Regions from separate parts of the Homo sapiens genome. Here region 1 is linked to region 2. The links are chromatin loops, found by intact Hi-C in ENCODE. Cell type or tissue: dorsolateral prefrontal cortex. All regions are shown on one strand. Each heading gives the region's core, and the rest is flanking DNA. Links, peaks and the distances in the headings are about the cores only.

Region 1 (10,830 bases), core at 1,500-9,499, 51 kb after region 2:
ACAATTACAGATGCCGAGCTTCGGGTAACTCTCAGAGTGGAGGGTAAGTCCGTCCCCTTCTTAATCAATACGGAGGCTACCCACTCCACATTACCTTCTTTTCAAGGGCCTGTTTCCCTTGCCTCCATAACTGTTGTGGGTATTGACGGCCAGGCTTCTAAACCTCTTAAAACTCCCCAACTCTGGTGCCAACTTAGACAATACTCTTTTAAGCACTCCTTTTTAGTTATCCCCACCTGCCCAGTTCCCTTATTAGGATGAGACACTTTAACTAAAGTATCTGCTTCCCTGACTATTCCTGGACTACAGCTGCATCTCATTGCCACCCTTTTTCCCAATCCAAAGCCTCCTTTGTATTCTCCTCTTGAATCCCCCCACCTTAACCCACAAGTATAAGATACCTCTCCTCCCTCCTTGGCGACCGATCATGCACCCCTTACTATCTCATTAAAACCTAATCCCCCTTACCCCGCTCAATGCCAAGATCCCATCCCACAGCACTCTTTAAAATGATTAAAGCCTGTTATCACTCGCCTGCTACAGCATGGCCTTTTAAAGCCTATGAACTCTCCTTACCATTCCCCTATTTTACCTGTCCTAAAACTGGACAAGGCTTACGAGTTAGTTCAGAATCTTAGCCTTATCAACCAAATTGTTTTGCCTATCCACCCCGTGGTGCCAAACCCATATACTCTCCTATCCTCAATACCTCACTCTACTACCCATTATTTTGTTCTGGGTCTCACACATGCTTTCTTTACTATTCCTTTGCACCCTTCATCCAAGCCTCTCTTTGCTTTCACTTAGACTGACCCTGACACCCATTAGGCTCAGCAAATTACCTGGGCTGTACTGCCACAGGGCTTCACAGACAGCCCCCATTACTTCAGTCAAGCCCAAATTTCATCCTCATCTGTTACCTATCTCGGCATAATTCTCATAAAAACACAAGTGCTCTCCCTGCTGACCGTGTCCGATTAATCTTCCAAACCTCAATCCTTTACAAAACAACAACTCCTTTCCTTCCTAGGCATGGTTAGTGCAGTCAGAATTCTTACACAAGAGCCAGGACCGCACCCTGTAGGCTTTCTGTCGAAACAACTTGACCTTACTGTTTTAGCCTCGCCCTCATGTCTGCGTGCAGTGGCTGCCGCTGCTTTAATACTTTTAGAGGCCCTCAAAATCACAAACTATGCTCAACTCACTCTCTACAGTTCTCATAACTTCCAAAGTCTATTTTCTTCCTCATACCTGACGCATATAATTTCTGCTCCCCAGCTCCTTCAGCTGTACTCACTCTTTGTTAAGTCCCACAGTTACCACTGTTCCTGCCCCAGACTTCAATCCGGCCTCCCACATTATTCCAGATACCACACCTGACCCTCATGACTGCATCTCTCTGATCCACCTGATGTTCATCCTATTTCCCTACATTTCCTTCTTCCCTGTTTCTCACCCTGATCACGCTTGATTTATTGATGCCAGTTCCACCAGGCCTGATCACCACACACCAGCAAAGGCAGGCTATGCTATAGTACAAGCCACTAGCCTGCCTCTTAGAACCTTTCATTTCCTTTCCATCGTAGAAATCTATCCTCAAGGAAATAACTTCTCAGTGTTCCATCTGCTATTCTATCTGCTATTCTACTACTCCTCAAGGATTATTCAGGCCCCCTCCCTTCCCTACACATCAAGCTCAAGGATTTGCCCCCGCCCAGGACTGGCAAATTAGCTTTACTCAACATGCCCTGAGTCACAAAAACTAAAATACCTCTTAGTCTAAGTAGACACCTTCACTAGATAGGTAGAGGCGTTTCCTACAGGGTCTGAGAAGGCCACCGCAGTCATTTCTTCCCTTCTGTCAGACACAATTCCTTAGTTTAGCCTTCCCACCTCTATGTAGTCTGATAACAGACCAGCCTTTATTAGTCAAATCAGCCAAGCATTTTTTCAGGCTCTTAGTATTCAGTGACAGACTAATGGTCTATTAAAAACACACCTCACCAAACTCAGCCACCAACTTAAAAAGGACTGGACAATACTTTTATCACTTTCCCTTCTCAGAAGTCAGACCTGTCCTCAAAATGCTACAAGGTACAGCCCATTTAAACTCCTGTATAGACGCTCCTTTTTATTAGGCCCCAATCTCATTCCAGACACCAGACCAACTTAGACTGTGCCCCCAAATAACTTGTCATCCCTACTATCTTCTGTCTAGTCATACTCCTATTCACCATTCTCAACTACTCATACATGCCCTGCTCTTGTTTACACTGCCGGTTTACACTGTTTCTCCAAGCCATCACAGATGATATCTCCCCGTGCTATCCCCAAACTGCCACTCTTAACTCTTGAAGTAAATAAATAATCTTTGCTGGCAGGACTATGCTGAACCTCCTTAGGCACTCTCTAATTAGATGTCCTAGGTCCTCCCAATTCTTAGTCCTTTTATACCTGCTTTTCTCCTTCTCTTATTCCATTTAGTTTTTCAATTCATACAAAACCGTATCCAGGCCATCACCAATCATTCTATACGACAAATGTTTCTTCTAACAACCCACAATATCACCCCTTACCACAAGACCTCCCTTCAGCTTAATCTCTCCCACTCTAAGTTCCCACGCCGCCCCTAATCCCACTTGAAGCAGCCCTGAGAAACATCGCCCATTCTCTCTCCATACCACCCCCCAAAAATTTTTGCCACCCCAACACTTCAACACTATTTTGTTTTATTTTTCTTATTAATATAAGAAGGCAGGAATGTCAGGCCTCTGAGCCCAAGCCAAGCCATCGCATCCCCTGTGACTTGCACGTATATGCCCAGATGGCCTGAACTGAAGAATCATAAAAGAAGTGAAAAGGCCCTGCCCCACCTTAACTGATGACATTCCACCATTGTGAATTTTCTTCTCCTGGCTCAGAAGCTCCCCCACTGAGCACATTGTGACCCCCACCCCTGCCCACCAGAGAACAACCCCCTTTGACTGTAATTTTCCATTACCTTCCCAAATCCTATAAAACGGCCCCACTCCTATCTCCCTTCACTGACTCTCCTTTTGGACTCAGCCCGCCTGCGCCCAGGTGAAATAAACAGCCATGTTGCTCACACAAATCCTGTTTGGTGGTCTCTTCACACGGACACGCATGAAACACTCCAAAACTCATGTTGACCCTTTGTCCTCAGTGTGGCAGTATGAGAGGCGGGGCCTTTAAGAAGTGATTGGATCATGAGAGTTCCGCCCTAATGAATGGGTTAGCCCATTCATGTATTAATAGATTAATGGGTTATTATGGTAGGGGAACTGGTAGCTTTACAAGAAGAGGAAGAGAGACCTGGGCTAGCTAGCACATGAGCAAGCTCAGCCCCCTTGCCATGTGATGCTCTGTGCCTCCTTGGGATGCCTCAGAGACCTCTCCTAGAAAGAAGGTCCTCACCAGATGCAGCCCTCTGACCTTGAGCTTTCCAGTCTCCATGACTGTAAAAAATAAATTTCATTCTTTTTTAAAATTGAGACATAAGAGATGTATATATTTTGGGGTTACATGTGATCTTTTGATACATATGTATAATGTGTAATAATCAGATTAGGGTAATCGGAACATCCACTACCTTAAACATTTATCTTTTCTGTACTCTGGGAACATTTGAATTATTCTCTACTAGCTATTTTGAAATATACAATGAATTGTTGTTTACTATAGTCACTGTACTGATTTATTGAACATTAGGTCTTATTTCTTGTAACTGTATTTTTTCTATCAATCATCCTCTATCCACTTCTCCCCTCTACTCTGGCCTCCGGTATCCACCAATCTACTCTCTATCTTCATGAGATCCGCTTTGTTAGCTCCCACATATGAGTAGAACATGTGGTGTTTGACTTTCTGGGCTTGGCTTATTCTACTTGACATAAGTTCGTCTCTGTCGCTGTAAATGATGAGATTTTATTCTATTTTAGGACTGAATAATATCCTATTGTGTATATACACCAAGTTTTCTTTAACCATTCATCCATTGATGCGCACTTGGGTTAAGTCCATATTTTGGCTATCATGAATAGTGCTGCAATAAACATGAGGGTGCAGATATCTCCTCGATACATTGATTTCCTTTCATTTGGATAAATAACCCAGCTGTGGGATTGCTGGGTCATATGGTAGTTCTATTTTTAGTTTTTTGAGGCACCTCCATATACTTTTTCATAATGATTGTGCTGATTTATATTCCTATCACCAGTGTACGAAGGGTTCCCTTTCTCCACAATATCACCAGCATTTGTTGTTTCTATCTTTGATAAAAGCCATTTTAACTGAGATGAGATGATATCTCACTGTGGTTTTGGCTTTCATTTCTCTGGTGGTTAAATTAATGATGTTGAGCATTTTACACATACCTATTGGCCATTTGCATGGCCTCTTTTGAGAAAAGTCTATTCAGATCTTTCACCTGGTTTGAAATTGGATTGTTTACTGATTTTGCTATTGAGTTGTTTGAGTTCCTTATATATTCTTGTTATTACTCCCTGGTCACATGGCTAGTTTGCAAATATTTTCTCCCATTCTGTGGTTTGTCTCTTTGTTACAGTAGGTAGCTAGTCATACATGAGCAGGGCAGGAGAAGGCCCCCCGCAACCAGGAATGTCAGGTGATCAACAGGTGATGGTCAGGCGGTTGTTAACTGTCTGTCTAAAATACTTGGTCACAGCCAGCTCCAGGGAAAGGCAGTCTCTCAATAGATAGAAAAAACCTCAAATTAGTGATAGCAGCTTCCTGATAATGAGAGACAGGACTAGCTGGATTTCCTAGGCCGACTAAGAATTCCTAAGCCTAGCTGGGAAGGTCACCACATCCACCTTTAAACACCGGGCTTGCAACTTAGCTCACACCTGACCAGTCAGATAGTAAAAAGAGCTCACTAAAATGCTAATTAGGCAAAAACAGGAAATAAAGAAATAGCCAATCATCTATTGCCTGAGAGCACAGAGGGAGATAAATGATCAGGATATAAACCCAGGCATTCAAGCCAGCAATGGCTAACCTCTTCGGGTCCCCTCCCTTTGTATGGGAGCTCTGTTTTCACTCTGTTAAATCTTGCAACTGCACTCTCTTCTGGTCCGTGTTTGTTACGGCTTGAGCTGAGCTTTTGCTCGCCATCCACCACTGCTGTTTGCCGCCATCATAGACCAGCCACTAACTTCCATCCCTCTGGATCTGGCAGGGTGTCTGCTGTGCTCCTGATTCAGTGAGGCGCCCATTGCTGCTCCCGATCGGGCTAAAGGCTTGCCATTGTTCCTGCATGGCTAAGTGCCCAGATTCATCCTAATCGAGCTGAACACTAGTCACTGGGTTCCACGGTTCTCTTCTGTGACCCACAGCTTCTAATAGAGCTATAACACTCACTGCATGGCCCAATATTCCATTCCTTGGAATCCGTGAGGCAAAGAAACCCAGATCAGAGAACACGAGGCTTGCCACCATCTTGGAAGTGGCCTGTCACCATCTTGGAAGTGGCCCGCCACCATGTTGGGAGCTCTGGGAGCAAGGACCCCCCAGTAACAATAAGATCTCAGGAGTTGGATGAGTGGGCTCAAGCATGTGCACAAAGAGACAAAATGGCAGAGTTTAATGGGTATATGACCTTCCTCTAGGAACATTCAACTGGTTAAGGGAAAAACACCTCAAGTGAGCATGTATACAACTCTAGTAAACACACTGTGTATGTGGCCCCTCCCAGGTGCTGGCAGGCCACTGTGCATACAGACAGCCCACTCCAAGGGAAGAATCAGGGGAGAAGCAGCACAACACCCCTGAAGCATGCCAACGTATAAAACCCCAAGTGAAAAAGTCAAACGGTGCACTTGATCTCTCAAGTCACCTGCTTGGCCCTCTTCCAAGTATACTGTACTTCTTTTCATTCCTGCCCTAAAACTTCTCAATAAACTTTCACTCCTGCTCTAAAACATGCTTTAGTCTCTCCTTCTGCCTATACCCCTCCACTGAATTCTTTCTTCTGAGGAGGTAAGAACTGAGGTTGCTGGAGACCTGTATGGATTTGCTGTTGGTAACATCTTCACTTTTTTGATTGTTTTCTTTGCTGTGCAGAAGCTTCTTAGCTTGATGAAATCCATCTGTCTGTTTTTGTTTTCATTGCCTGTGCTTTTGAGGTCTTACTCAAAAATTATTTGCCCATACCAGTGTCCTGGAGTGTTTCTCCAATGTTTTCTTCTAGCAGTTTTTTAGTTCCAGGTCTTAGATTTAAGTCTGTAATCCATTTTGTTTTTATTTCTGTGTATGGTGAGAGATAGCATACATTCCCCAATGTATGCTCTTGGCACCCTTGTCAAAAATGTTGGCTGTAAATGCATAGATTTATTTTCGGGTTCTTTATGCTATTCCATTGGTCTATGTGTCTGTTTTAATGTCAATACCATGCTGTTTTGATTACTACAACTTTATAGTATATTTTGAAGTTAGATAATGTGATGCCTCCAGCTTTTTTTTTTTGCTTAGAACTTTTTATTTATTTTTTTGCTATTCAGGGTCTTTTGTGGTTCCATGCAAGTTTCAGGATTATTTTTTCTATTTCTGTGAAGAAGGTCATTGACATCTTGATCAGAATTGCATTGAGTCTGATCACATTGAGTAGTATTGAAATTTTAGTAATATTAACTCTTTAAAGTACCTAGTTTCAGGCATTATGTTATAAGCAATAGAAAATGGACTAAGACAGAAAGGCATTGGGGGGCCAATAATGGGGAAGTTACAAGGAAAAACTCAGTAAACAAGGGTAAGGTTTGTTATGTAAATTTAAGTCAGTGCCTTCTCCATTGGTAAGACTCAGTAACTTAGAGTCATTCTTTTCTTCCTTGTACAGACAGGGAGACACCCTTACAAATGGAGATCTTCTTTATACATGTAAGGTCTCTACCAAAGGGTAACTGCTGCACTATTTTTACAGTTTCTCCTGTGTCTAAAGTTTCTGAAAATAATCAGCTCAAATAATCCTTATGCGAAAGAAGCACATTTTAGGGGAGTCATAGTCTGAACTCCTGCAATGTGATAAAGACTGCACATGTAATAATTCTGGAGAAGCCAGGGTACATAAAGCCATGTGAGTCACACTCTCTGCTTGCAAAAGGGTTATCTCCTCAAGCTTGAGTAGGATGGTCCAAGCCTGTGGTTTTATCCCAGGCATGTGGAGGAGTTGGCAGATTAGAAAGAAAAAGGCCTGAGCAGTGCTGAGTGGGCAAGGGCAGCAACACTCTTCTAAAGGGCCAGGGAGTTTTGGACTGAGATGAACTAGATGACCATTAAGATTTATTCCAGTCTAAGATCCAATGCTTCTGTGACTCTAACATGTTTTACAGTTTCTTGTTTTGATGCTGCAGTATTACTAATAGCTATTATTTACTAAGCCACTTACTGTCTCATGTGTCCATATGAAGAGACCACCAAATAGGCTTTGTGTGAGACACAAGGCTGTTTATTTCACCTGTGTGCAGGCGGGCTGAGTCCAAAAAGAGACTCAGCAAGCATGGTGGGATTATCATTAGTTCTTGTAGGTTTGGGGATAGGCGGTGGAGTTAGGAGCAATGTTTTGTGGGCAGGGGGTGGATCTCACAAAGTACATTCTCAAGGGTGGGGAGCATTACAAAGAATCTTCTTAAGGGTGGGGGAGATTACAAACAATCTTTTTAAGGGTGGAGAAAATCACAAAGTACATTGATCAGTTAGAGTGGGGCAGAAACAAATCACAATGGTGGAATGTCATCAGTTAAGGCTATTTTCACTTATTTTGTGGATCTTCAGTTGCTTCAGGCCATCTGGATGTACGCGTGGCAGGTCACAGGGGATATGATGGCTTAGCTTGGGCTCAGAGGCCTGACACTTACTATTGAAACTGCCATTGCAAAATTGTAACTGAGGCAATGAAAGAGATCTGACCTAACCAACTCCGTCTTGCTTCTAACCTCCAAGCTATCCTTGCTCGTTCCTGGATGCAGGCTGAACTAACTTTGGGAGAAACTTAGTTTATAGTTTAGTGTTTAAAACAAAGACGATAATAGCTCTTTCACAAAAATCAACCTTCCTCTTGCCTGGGGACTAGATTCCCTTTGTAGGACTAACAAATTAGCCACAAGATTAGAAATTATGGTTTAGGAGTCATGCCACCGGAAGATTCTGACCCTCCTTAAACTATTCCTAAAATCAGTGCTTGAGCTGTTTTGCAGAGATATTTTGCAGATGCTTCACTTGATGGATTAGCTGGCACCACCCAGATCGATAAACTGGCTCATCTGATCTTGTGGCTCCAACCCAGGAACTGACTCAGGGCAAGAAGACAGCTTTGACTCCCGATGATTTCATCTCTGACCTGACCAATCAGCACTCCTGGCTCACTGGCCTCCCCACATCCACCAAGATGTCCTTAAAAATTCTGATTCCGGAATGCTCGGGAAGACTGATTTGAGTAATAATAAAACTCTGGTCTTCCACACAGCCAGTTCTGCATGAATTACTCTTTCTCTATTGCATTTCCCCTGTCTTGATAAATCGGCTCTATCTAAGCAGTGGGCAAAGTGAACCCACTGGGCGGTTACGCTATGGGCCAGGGTTTGCTGACTACTTCGTATGTATAAGGTTATTTATTCTTCATGATAACATAATTTTTAAAAAGGCATTGTCTTCCCCACTTTACAAATGAGACAACTAAAGTGCAAAAAGTGTAAGTAACTTTCAAAGATCACAGAATTTGAATGCGATGGCCAGGGCTGAGTCCATGCTCTAGACAGTAGTGTTCAACCTCTTCCCTTGGTGCTACCAGCTGGGGCCTGTACTAGTTTTCTATCCTCACCCTTGCACCATGACTTGGAGTCTCTCTGGAAGCTGACAGGAGAATTTCAGAGAAGGCACGACGCATCAGTGCCACTGGGAGGAAAGAAGCTTTTGTTTGATCCTCTAAGCCCCAGTTGGAACCAATCTTCGCAGTGGTGTTGGCAGCCTCAGGACTCTCTGGGGACTTTCCCATTCTGGAAACTGAAGATCTGCTTAAGCGCTGCACAGGTGACAGTTACCCGATCCTCGGCTAGCTCTTTGCTGTGGTGGCCAAGAAAATGCTCATTAAGTTTGGAGTTCTGTTTCCTTAGTTCCTTGTCCTGACAGCCTAAATGATTTCAGATTTTTCCAGTAGTGTGCTCTTCTCCCACCTACAAAACAAAATGTACATGTGCTTCCTAGGTTAAGGGATGGTTTTATTTAGGTCCAACTGGATGGTGGGAACTGAGAAATACTGCATTCGAGGACCGGGGCAAGTTCTGAAGCTCCTAAGCAGTGGGTGCCCACGGAGAATACATTTCAGGTCCATTATTCATGACTTAAGTTGATGTTCTCAAGCATTAGGCCAAAGACCTGAAAAATACAATAATCCCCGAGAAATGTACTGCCCAGAATGTCATATTATCCCACAAGGAGGAATGCCTAACCAAGACTAGGAAAAGGACAAGGCCAAACCCCTTGCTGGGATGTACAAAGTATAATTGCAAATTGTCAGTAATGAAGAATGCCGCATGGTCAGTTGTGTTTACTGGAACTTGTCTAGTGATATCACTGACAGTCAGCAAGGGAGGTCAGGTTCCTGCTGCCTCACGGCCTCCCATAAAAGACAGGAGTAAACTTCTTTGAGTATAATGAGTCTCCCTTTTCCTGTTCCTCTCTCCTTCCATGTATACCTGCTGCTTTCTTTCGAACTAGAAATCTATTTCATTTTGTTTGGAGAATAAAGTCTTTGGTAGATGCTAGTTACTGAATTCATGTGCTGCTTAAGCTCAGAAGACACACGTGGACAGAAACCCTCCTACAGGGAAGTCGAGACTTTCCCTCTGAAAGTTCAAGTCTAAATCTGTTGAAATGAATTTATAAGAAATATATTAACAGAAAATAAGATGCACAAATGTATTAATGTGCACATGGACACGAGAGTCACACAAGTACAAGACTCAAAGAAGGGCCAGATGGTTGAGGCTTATATACTCTCTTCATAGAAGAGAGGGAGATGGGGAAAATGAAAGCAATTTACGGGATTGCAAATAATTTTTAGGGGAATTGAGAGGACTTGGGAGGCAGATATTATCTTGTAAATATTCTTAGGAAACTGAATGGGACCTGCAAGTTACAGGAAAGTGAGGGGCAGAACTGCACTGTGAACAGAGGTGGTCTTATTATGTAGAAAGCCTCCCAGGCAATCTATCGGAGCTGTCCTCAGAAGAACAAATAAAATCTATCTGGGTGCATTTGTGGCTTTTAATCACTTATCTTCTTCTCAGATAAGAAAATTCCAGAGTCCCTTCTTGCACTTGGGGGAAGAGGGTGTGGGGTGAGAGAGGAACAAAAGATTAGAAAGGTTTTGGTTCTGAGGCAGCTTCTAAGGCCTTCCAATTTCTTTTGTCAGCAACAACAAGAACAAAAAGCAAACCCTGTAAAATATTTAAAGAGGCTTATTCTGAGACAATATGAGTGACCACGGCCCAGAGAACAGTCTCACAAAGTCCTGAGAAAGTGTCCCCAAGGTGGGCAGGTTACAGTTTGGTTTTATGCATTTTAGGGAGACAGAAGTTACAGACAGACATAAATCGATACATGTAAGGTATATATTTGTTTGGCCTGGAAAAGCAGGACGTCTCAAAGTGGCAGATTATAGGTGCATTCATAAGGGAATACTATGAGTGGAAAGATGTTCCTGTGAGTGGAATCCACTCACAGGTGGATTCAAAGATTTTCTGATTGGCAAGTCATTGAAAGAGTTCAGCTAAAGACTTCAAGTCAGTAGAAAGA
Region 2 (10,830 bases), core at 933-8,932:
CAGTGTCGCCGGCTGTTCTGGGCAGTCCGGGTCAGAGGGCTCAGGGTTGCCCCTCCAGATGTGGCTCCACCAGGCCGGCAAAAGACACGGCGAAGGGAAGGGCTGGGGAAGCAGGAATACCTGAGATGAGGGGTGCAGCCAAGATTACAGCATTGGGTTGTAGGACTTTGGAAATGGGGAAGCTACTCTCAGTGGTATCAGGCTGGAGAATGGCAAAAAGGCAAACAAATAACTTATTTTGCTTTATATTTTTATTTATTTATTTTTGCTTTGTTCCTTTCATCTGGGAATCTCAGGAACTCACCTGGAATGAACTTCTCGTCAAACATGGCATTTGAAAGCCACAAGGAGCTCAGAGCTCAGCCAGCCTAGCAGCTCAGCTGGGAGGGGAACGAGTAGTGAGAAGGGTGGGCCAGCGCCTGACGCAGCTTTGCCACCAGACTCTCTCTTTTCCAGAGTGACCCTCCTGGTCAGCAGCCTCGGCTCCCAGGGATGGACTCCCAACATTGTGCCATCTGGACTCTTTTTGTTGAGAGGAACCAAGTCTCATTCAGGCCACCTCAGCTCATGGGTTGAGACTGGTATTTTAAGAACACATATGACTCAAAGAGCCCCAGAAAAGAGGAACAACCGGGCCTTTTATAAACACTGGGGCTGTGGTAACAGGTAGGCCTCTCAGGCTGGCCTGGACAGTTCTTTGAGCTGCTCCTGCAGGCCCTGCTGTCTGTGCTGCCTTTAACCACCTCCTTATCTCCACTTCCCATGGCTGGGGCCCTGCACAGCTGACCCTGGCCGCCCCATTTGGCAGAAGCAGGTGCGAAGTTTGCCTTAGTGAGGAACGGAGGCCGTGGCATGAGCCGTGGTTGCCGGGTCCAACACGTGGAGAGAAGCACTATTTTACTGGAATCCCTGACAACCCTGAAGTAGCTTTGTGCAGGAAGGATGAGGTGAGGTGAGAGGGGTCACTCATCTCAACCCAGGGTTCTTAATTTGTGGGGCATGAGGGAACCTGGGACTTCCTTCGAGTTGTGTAAAAATGTTCTCTGTATGGGCATGAGCACACGTTTTCTGGGAAGAATATCTGTAATAATACTTCATCACATTCTCGAAGGGCTCTTGACCTACACGTGGCTCTGCTCCCGCAAAGCATGAGAGGGGGCTCTGCGATCCAACTGCCTCAGCCTCCCAAAATGCTGAGATTACAGGTGTAAGCCACTGCCCCTGGCCTGCCTCCTGAGATTTTAAAATGCATGTTTATGGGTTTGCTTGTTTGTTTTCTGATTTGTAAAGCAGTCCATGCTTATGTGATAACAGAAGAAATAACGTAATAGAAGGTGACATGAAAAAGCAAAATACACAATTGTTATTTCTACTCTGCAAAAGTGGGTATTCACCAAGTGTCTGCTATGCTTCCTGGTGGCTGAGGATACAGCAGAAGAAGAGAACAGACCCGAATCTCTTTCCTTGTGGAGACTGCTGTCTGGGTGGGGAGGCTGGGTTTCCGTAACACAAAAACAGATAACAGCCGCAAAGATGAATGACCCTTGGAGTCTTTTCGGCGGTGGTAAGTGGTAGGGAGGGGCAGGATGGCGGGCGGCCTCACCACCAGGCAGCATCAGCAGGCACAGGCCTCACAGATCTCTGGGAGAGGCTGGCTGGGCAGAGGAGGAGAGGAAGGGCAAGTGCCAAGGCCCTGAGACAGGAGTTTGGGGGCGAGTGCGAGTGGCTTGCAGAGGTCAAGAAGAAGCTTCCAGATGTTCACCGATGGAGCCCGACAAATGAGGGTGAGAAGGCACAGCCCCCACAAGCCCATCAACTTAGTGGGCTCGGAAGTCATTTTGTGGTCCATCTGTCCCCATAGGGTGAACCAGTCTGGGATCCTCCATCACCCAGAACACAGGCAGATTCAGGGGTGAGAGGGAAAGAATGTGCTTTTTGTGCAAGACTTGGAAAATATGGAAGAGAGAAAACAAGGAACTGAGGGTCTTCAGGTGCACGGGCTCACTCTCCTCAGCTTCAGCCAGAGGGACAGGCAGAGGAGTCATTATCCAGCACCGCTGGCCACCAGCCCGACCGTGAGCCCATCTTCTTTCTGCTTTCAAAGCAGCTGCATCATGTGGCTTCTCCCCGACCTCCCGAGCTGTTGTTAAGTACAACTCTTCATGTGATCTCAAAGAGATGCAGTCATTGCTCCACGGTGTCATCGAAAATACTCCAGGGCAGCGTAGGTGGGTGGGGCGGACTCATTTACACAAAGACCCGAGGCCTCTGGGGGGCCATCCTCTGGCCAGCTCTCCTGTGTCTGATGGGGCTGAGTCTGGGCGTGGGGTGGGGATTTGCCTTGGCCTAGGGCTTTTACGGGGTGAAAAACCCTCTGCTTTTACTTAGGGTTGGTGAGATCATTATCTAACAGCATGGCCATGGGAGAGAGCCTTTTCCAGCTTCCTGAAGTGATAAAAGACCACTCTCCTGATGAGAAACGAGCTGGAATGAGAGTGCTGCTTGGCTCTCACTACAAACTACAGTTCCAGTCAGCATATAATGAGCTACACAAATGTATTTGGGACTAGAAGTGAGCGCAGAAAGCAAGCATTCTGGCAGCCTAGGATGTGAGTTGTTTTGACTTTTAAAAAATCATCTTTGAGGTTGAAAATACAAGTGTTTTTTTTCCTCCTTAACATAAATATGTGCTCATTCTAAAGAACCCCAGGCATCCAGGCAGCACATACCGTTTCCCGAAATGCACCAAGAGGCTGCTGCAAGTGGATACGAACATTTTGCTCCTAACACAGTCCTCCCTCACATTTCTCTCTGGAAAAAAACCAAAAAACCAAAACCAGCTGCTGGTAGAAGCTACTTCTTAAAAGGACACAAGGCAGGTTCAAAAAGAATCATGGATTTTTTTTTCTACCCCAGTCTCCCACCCAGCCACAAAGAACAAACAATAAAACCCAACCGAAAAACAGGGTTGAGAGACGTTTGCTTTGACTTTCTGTATGCTTTCTGGCATTAAGCACTCACTTGCGGGCTGACAGTTTGCAGCATTTATAAAGCATCTTAGCTTTCTCATGGGACTGGTATGAGATCTTGCCACCCACCCATGGAAGCTGTAGCCCTCTTCACTGCTGCGGCCACCAGGGTGTGGGTGGAGGGTCGGCCCCACCACACAACTGTAACTAGGCCCACAGGTTGGGTGTGGAGAGCTGTGCATTAGAAGGGATGGGTCCATCTGGGGCCTCTGCAGGTGGCAGGAAGAGACTGTAACGTCACCCATTAGTAGCCCTAATAACATTATGAGGCTTAGTCCACTGAATCCAAAACTTTTCCTTGGTCCATGGACCCATGTCACACTTTAATGCAATCTTACAGAAAAATGCAAAAACCCAAACTGCTAGACCAAGTATTTCTATCTGCATCCCAGCTTTCTTACACTGTCATTGCAGGGAATACTTGGGAAGAAGAATGTTCTCAATGGGTGCGAGCTTGACTCAGCGTCAGCCCCTCCTAGGCTGCCACTCTTTTCTGTTCAGATCAAGTGATCAGTGCTCTGGCATATTGGCGGGGTCTGCAGTGATGTGGGTGGTCCTGTATATTGAGAGGCCTTTGGTAACCTCTCACTGGAGCAGGGTCAGCTGGTCCTGGAAACACACTTGACACGCTGGAACCTGCGGTTTGAGCTACCATGCCTCATGGGTCTTATTTGGTATTCAGAATATGTCCTGGAGAGCAGGGAACTTAGGAGTGTAACAGTGTCATTTGGCAGGGACCAGAGACTAAGCGTTATCTTCTAAGGTGAGCTCTTCCTCGGGGCCCCTTCCACACAGCCTCCAGGTGGCCACTCCCAGCTTGCTGAGTGTCTGCAGAGCCCCTGCTATTGATGTGTGTATTTAGATCTCTTAGTATCCTCCCACCTAAGTAAATGAGGGGTCTCAGCTTAGCCTACACTGTGCTTCCCTGCATGTACATGCATGCACACGCTCAACACAGCACATACACACACTCAATACCCAGCACACACATGCATATACACCCACAGGCTGAGTGGCCAGTGCTGATGGGGAGGAGTGCTGATAGAGAAAGATTTGGGGGCCAGTACCCTGGGCTGAGAGCTTACATGTGGCCCTGGGATTGTGGCCAGTGTCTTGGAGAAAGAGACTACAGGTAGCGTAAAGTGGGTTGTTTTCAGGAAGGTCTGTGTTACACTCTGAGAGTATGCCACGACTCTTTAAGGCTCAGATGAGAAAGAGTGACAGAGTTGGGAAAAGGGGCATCCTCCTCACTTTTGCACAGGACACAGTGCCACCCTGGGCTGGGAGACTAGAAGGGAAGTTTGTGTCATTCAGTGCCATGGGGGTTCTTCAGTTTCAGGAGATGTCCCCCACCCCCCGGCAGGGTGCTAACCATGGAGGGCAACCACTGATGCCTCCAGCAGCTTCTGGACAGAAGATCCTGTAAGGAGCCAGAGAAGAAGGAGAGGGGCCTGGTGCTGTGCATGTGTGAGGTTGTTCAGGCTCCTTCAATGGCCGGTGCTGTGACATCTACATGTCTCTCTCTGTGTGTCTGTCAACCTACCTATTGACTGTCTATCTACCTACCTATCCTATCATATCTATCTCTATCTTTCATCTATTTATCATCTATCTACCAATCTCATCTATGCATTTAAATATGTATGTATGTATGTATCTATCTATCTATCGATCGGTCGATCGATCATTTATTTTTTATCTTGATTACACCAGATAAGCTGAGGATTTTGCAGGTAAGCACGTGGAAGCTAAAGGCCAGCAAGACTTGGTTAGGAATATCAATGCGTCCTCTCTCACGGCTACCAACCAGCCAGTGAGGGATTTGCAGTGTGACAAAACAGGCCTAAGCCCTGACTGGCTGAGGGAGCCAGTGCCTTACAGGTTAGTCAACCAAATGGGGATAGTGGAAAAAACAATGCACAAAAGGTTTCTGAAAAGCAGAAATCAGGGTGCCCTGGAGTAGTCATGGCAGTAAATTAGCGGCAGTCAGTGGCATGGTGCCCACAGCTGGGCTTTTCCCGGCCTCTTTTTCACATGCCACAGGGGACCGTTTGCTACAAGGGAGCCTCAGTTGGCACCACTCCACTGTTTATATTTGGTCATTTATTCCCAATCCTCATGAGTCAACCAGAGAGCTCTGCCAGTGGTGATGATTCTGCCGCGCTGTTTTATCTGGAGCAGTGCCATGGACTCTGTGCTGATGTATAATCCCTGAAGGAAAACAGGAAAAGATAGCCGTACACAGGCAAAATATGTACATATTTCACTGGCGCAGCCACAAAGCCAGAATAAGTCAACTAGTTCAGCTGAAACAAAAGTCAACCCAAACACTGAACCACACAAGCCCAGGAAATTTTGTTTAAAAAAAGAAAGATATGAAGAAGGAGGAGGAAGATGCGACATGCTCTGGGGAGCCCTGTTTCAGACTCTGTTCTGGTGATCCTCACGCAGGTGAAATCACTTTCCACAGTGGGCTTGGGGGCTTCGGGTGCTAACTCTTCCCCACTGTCTCACTGACAATGGTGGGCGCCCTGGGCTGATTCCTCACTATCTATCCCAACACTCTCCTTTCCTTCACCCAGAGCCTGGAGAGCTAAACCCTATGTTTCCCAGGCCCAAGGCTCCAGATGTGATTAGTATCTGCCAAGCAAATTCCCTCCTGGAAGGGTTGATTTCAGAGCAGAGTTAAGCCAAACAAGAGGCGGGACACAAGACTTCCAGTTTTGCAGGTGTGGGACTGTTGCAGAAAGATCACTGTTCCATGCAGTGAGCAGCTACAGGAACAGTGCTTCGATTCCTTGGAGGCAGCTTTCCCTGCGCAGCTCTGCAGACTGCAGTGCTAGTCGCGGCTTCCTGATTCAGCAGGCAGCCTCCTCAGAGCAGCAGGAGCTGTGGGGACTGTGGGGACTGTGGTGACTTTGGTGACTTTGGCCACCAGTCCTGCAATGTGGCTTTGGATGTAATTCCTAGAAGCTTAGCCTCAAATCTGTTTCCTCTGCTCTCCCAATGATTCTGTAAACTATTTCACACCCTCAATATTTCTTCTCCGCTTAAACTAGCGAGAGTGTATTGTATTCTGTGCAACTCAATGCTGATGAATCAGAGTATAAAATGGTTTAGAGCGGGGTTTGGTGGCTCACACCTGTAATTTCAGCACTTTGGGAGGCCGAGGTGGGAGGATCACTTGAGCCCAGGAGTTTGAGAACAGCCTGGTCAGCACAGTGAAAACCCCATCTCTACAAAAAATTTAAAAATTACCCAGGCGTGGCGGTGCATGACTGTGGTCCCAACTACCAGGGAGGCTGAGGTGGGAGGATCACTTGAGCCCAGGAGGTTAAGGCTGCAGCAACTATGAATGGGCCACTGCACTCCAACCTCATGACAGAATGAGACCCTCCCTGCCCCTAAAAAATAAATAAACCAGATTGGCCATGCTCACTTCACAGTGAATAGGATGGCATGGAGGCCCAAGGCAATCTTGGTAAGTTGCTAAGTTGAAGCCTAATGTGAATAATAAAGGAGTTTGCCAACTTTTAACTTTCCCAATTTCAGAAATTCTCACTAATCCCCCAACATTTATCCCCTTTGAGTTCCAGGAGGAATTCTTCCCCACATTTTAAACTATGCTGAAAGTATGAAACACACTGAGCTGGATATGTCTGTTTGAGATGAAATATCCTGGGGGACCAGTAGGGTCTGGACATCGTATACATGGAGACAGATAACCACTGTCGCTTATATAGGTTCTCTATGGTCAGCAAATATCCCTAGGGGGAATTGTCTCACAGCCATTCCCTATGTGTTGTATTTGGGTCAGAAAGCAGTTCTGAGGTTGCTGTTCTCTCCATGATCTGGCCAGTTCTCACCTTATCCAGACTGTGGTAGGCAGAATAATGCTCCCCAAAGATATCTGTGCCCAAATCTCTAGAACCTGTGACTATGTTATGTTACATGGCAAAGGGGAATTAAGGTTGCAGATGGAATTAAGGTTGCTAATAAACTGACCTTAAGGTAGGGAGATTATCTTAGACTATCCAGGTAGGACCAATGTCCTTGTTCAAGAACAAGGGTTCTTAAAAGTAGATGAGGAAGGCAGAAGGGAGATGTGATACAGAAGAATGATCAGAGAGATGCAGCATTGCTGGCTTTGAAGATAGAGGAATGTGTTCAGAACTAAGGAAGGGGACAGCCTTTAGAAACTGGAAGAGGGCAGCCAGGCACGGTGGCTCATGCCTGTAATCCCAGCACTTTGGGAGGCCGAGGCAGGTGGATCACCTGAGGTCAGGAGTTCAAGACCAGCTTGGCCAACATGGCAAAACCCCATCTCTACTAAAAGTATAAAAATTAGCAGGGCATGGTGGCAGGCACCTGTAGTCCCTGCTACTCAGGAGGCTGAGGCAGAAGAATAGCTTGAACCCAGGAGGCAGAGGTTGCAGCAAGACAGAGATCACAGCACTGCACTCCAGCCTGGGTGACAGAGCAAGAGTCTGTCTCAAAAAAAAAAAAAAAAAGAAAAAAAAGAAAAAAAAGAAACTGGAAGAGAGAAAGAAGAATTCTCCCCTAGAGCCTCCAAAAGGAATGCAGCCTGATCAAAACTTTGACTATTACCCAATGAGAACTGTGTCAGACTTCTGACCTCCAGAGCTGTAAGATAATAAATTTGTATTGTTGAGGCCACCAGGTTTGAGGAATGTGTTGCAGCAGCAGTAGACAACTAATACACAAACCTTAAGCCTTTCATTCATGTCACTCCATCAAACTCCAAGCGCGTTCATGGCTAAGGAAGCTGCTTTGGGGTTGTGGCTGCTGCAGGGGAAGGGTTTGCAAATAACTTTTCATTCTCTAGGAAGACTGGCCAATGGAAAAACCATGCTTCCCTTCCCTAAGGATGAATAGAAATCTTTAGTAACTTCATTTGGATAGAAACAATATGTAAATGATATGTAAAAGCAAATTTCTCAAAATTTATGAGGGCTGTATTGCATAATTCTATACAAACAGTCTGGTGTGTGGGATCCTATTTCCCTGAAAAGATGAAAAGATAAGCTATCCTATGGTGAAAAATTGAAGGCTGTATGAATTGCAAGGGGGGGAAATTATAGTTGAAATGCTATTATGAATCTTTTTGACCAGACCTGCCGAATATAATATTAAAATTTAAACACACTGTCTCAAACATTGCTCAAGAACTTCACGAAACCCCTTCATGTGGTCATGCCCTGTTCTCATGGCTGAGTGCGCGCTCTGATGAATGTTCCCAGAGGACAGGGACAAAGTGAGTGTCTCAGCTCTCTCTGCATGATCCTTTTAGGAACTCTTCTCACAGGCCCCAAGAGCAGAAATGTAACAAACATTTATTGGCCAAAAGGCACTCAGTTCGTGACTACCACTTGATAAAATGTTCGTCTGTGCATTAAAGCTTGCCTTCAGTACCAAAGAGCGAATGAAGCTCCACAAGGTCTTCATCTAATAAGCACCCCGGGAAGACCTGGCCTCAGGAGAGTCTGACTGCATGGAGTAAGAGGGCTATGCCCAGGCAGTGCCAACAGCAGAGGGCTAGGAGCCGGTGGCGAGAGGAGCAACAGAGGAGGTCAGGGTGGAGTGAGGAGGGCTACCAAGAACTCTGAGCACCTGGGGGCAGCCCAGAACTGGAAGAGCAGGGGAAGTGAGGCTGGGGAGGTGGAATCATAAAACAGAAAGGGTTGAAAGCCCCTTAGACTGGCAGCAGTAGAAATAAAGAGACACCAAATATTTGGGAGCAGGTCTTCATCTACCATTCTTTACCCATTTGAGATATCTACAGTCAGTCCTCCATATCAATGGGTTCAGCCTCTGTGGGTTCAACCAACCACAAATGAAAATATTCTAAGTAAATAAATAAAATAACAACACAACAATTAAAAATAATGCAAAGAAAGTACTACCATATGCTAGCTATTTACATAGCATTTACATTGTATTAGGTATGAGAAGTAATCTAAGATAATTTAAAGCATATGGGAGGATGTGTGCAGGTTACATGCAAATACTATGCCATTTATATAAGGGACGTAAGCATCTGCAGAGTTTGTATCTGAGAGGGTCCTGGAACCAATCCCCTGTGGATACCGAGGGCCAACTGTATATATTTTTCACACTTTAACATACTGAAATAGCGCTGTGTCTTACAACTGATGTTGTTTTAAAATCACAGTCATCGTCTGCCCAGAGATGAACATGGTTGTTACTTGTGGCAGCAGGATTGGACCACTGCAGTTCTTTGATATTTCAGTCAACAAACACGCACAGTTTGGGGAAGGATAGAAGTGAGCCCTAGTTAATATCCAAAACCTTTTCATGGAATTGCATTTCAGCGGAAAACCTTTTATTAATTGGCCATGTCTGGCAGGGCCACAAAAGCACCAGAATCAAACCTCACAGAATGGGGATAAGGGCCCTGGAAGATCCTGGAAACAGTCATGGGGCACTGTGAGAAGTGCTGCATCTCAACAGCAAGGAAAAAACACAAATGAAACTTTGAGTTAAAAATGACTTGGAAGAATCAGACTCTGCCTGTGAAGAAGTTTTAGGAACATTTTAAACCAGTTCATTTTAATCATATTTTCCCTTTTATGTCTGCATAAGGGTTCTATTTAGGCACAGAGTTTAAAAATATAAGTCTAAAAGAGCTCTTTCAGTAAGCGCAAACTAAAATTTCTAATAAAAAAGCATTGTGCCACAGTTTAATTGACAACATTGTTTTCTTTCTTAGTGTTCATAAAATAACAGTGCATCTTATAATCAATACTGTCTCGGATCTTATGAAATATGATAATTTTCTCTTTAGCTGTGTTAATTTGCTATTAAACCCACCAAAGGAATTTTAACTTTTAGATACTGTATTTTTATTTCTAGAAGTTCTATTTGTTTTTGTAAAAATATACTAGGTCACTTTTTATAGATTCCTGTTATCTGCCACTATTTTTAAGCCTGTTTTATTTCTTTAAACATGGTAAGCATCAGTTTGACTTTGTCTGATAATTCCCATATCTAAGTATTAGAGGAATATTTGTTCTGTTTATTCTTTCAGTTGTTTTTGTCTATGATGAATTGTTTCCTTGTGTGCTTGGTTATTTTTGACTGTGTACTGCTCATTGTCCTTGTAAAAGTATTTATAGGCCGATGTTGAGAAACTATTTATCCATAATAGAATTTGGGATTCATTCTCCCAGACACCTGAAGGCACTACCAGCCTGGGACTACTTTAAAATAAATTCATAATTAAAGGTTTCCTGTACCACCCAGGTGATGTGAGGCTATGATGCACATCCTTATGAGAGTCACCTTGTGATCACAACTCCTTAGGGGCTGTTATTGTTTTTCTGATATTTTTCCTTTGCTCTGATGATCACCAAGAGAACCTTACCTGCAGCCTCGTACAGGTGGAAAGTGAGGTGGTTTTATTTCTAGTTCACCATTGTCCTTAGGCTGTATAGACCTCTGGAATCCCAGCTTATGTGGAGAAGGTATCCTGTTAGACTTCCCTCCTTTGGTCAGCACTGGGCCTTAACTTCTGGCCCCTCAAAGCTGCTAAAACTGAAGGCCAGGCTTGCCTGGCTTGGCAAAGGACGTCGGGCAGAAGCAGCTTCTCCTCTCCTCTTGTTTCTCTGTTTCCCCTCACCATAGGCTTTGGCCTGGGAGTTTCCTACAATTTTGTCAGCTATTTGACACTGTTAAGGAGACATTTAGAATATTTAAATTAGAGCTTTGGTCGTTTTCATGGGGAGAATTGGTTTCAAATAACTCGGCTGAAATTTCTATA

The links. A loop is a pair of places that touch in the nucleus more often than their neighbours do. Peaks named below come from ENCODE experiments on the same cell type or tissue, not always from the same donor. Only the 100,000 strongest peaks of a DNase experiment are listed, where the experiment ranks them.
Region 1: a loop joins it to region 2, with 3 times the contacts of the local background. A loop is called at or near these places in 5 of 110 quality-filtered maps.

What each region holds. Positions count from the first base shown.
Region 1 is chr1:228,948,740-228,959,569 of GRCh38, forward strand. LOC105373143 (a long non-coding RNA gene) reads left to right here. Exons shown (of 3, transcript XR_949234.2): 1 at 1-43. LOC124904539 (a long non-coding RNA gene) reads right to left here and starts at 1,076. Exons shown (of 3, transcript XR_007066920.1): 1 at 843-1,076. RefSeq lists an enhancer at 8,490-9,350. In dorsolateral prefrontal cortex, for the core only: no CTCF peak of the experiment used is centred there; a DNase peak (open chromatin) is centred at 5,272; H3K27ac peaks cover 2,229 bases.
Region 2 is chr1:228,898,080-228,908,909 of GRCh38, forward strand. No RefSeq gene overlaps it. Among named protein-coding and RNA genes, the nearest start is that of RHOU, 170 kb to the left of the region's middle. RefSeq lists enhancers at 685-934, 1,509-2,164 and a silencer at 5,003-5,297. In dorsolateral prefrontal cortex, for the core only: no CTCF peak of the experiment used is centred there; DNase peaks (open chromatin) are centred at 2,206 and 5,122; H3K4me3 peaks cover 1,093 bases; H3K27ac peaks cover 5,364 bases.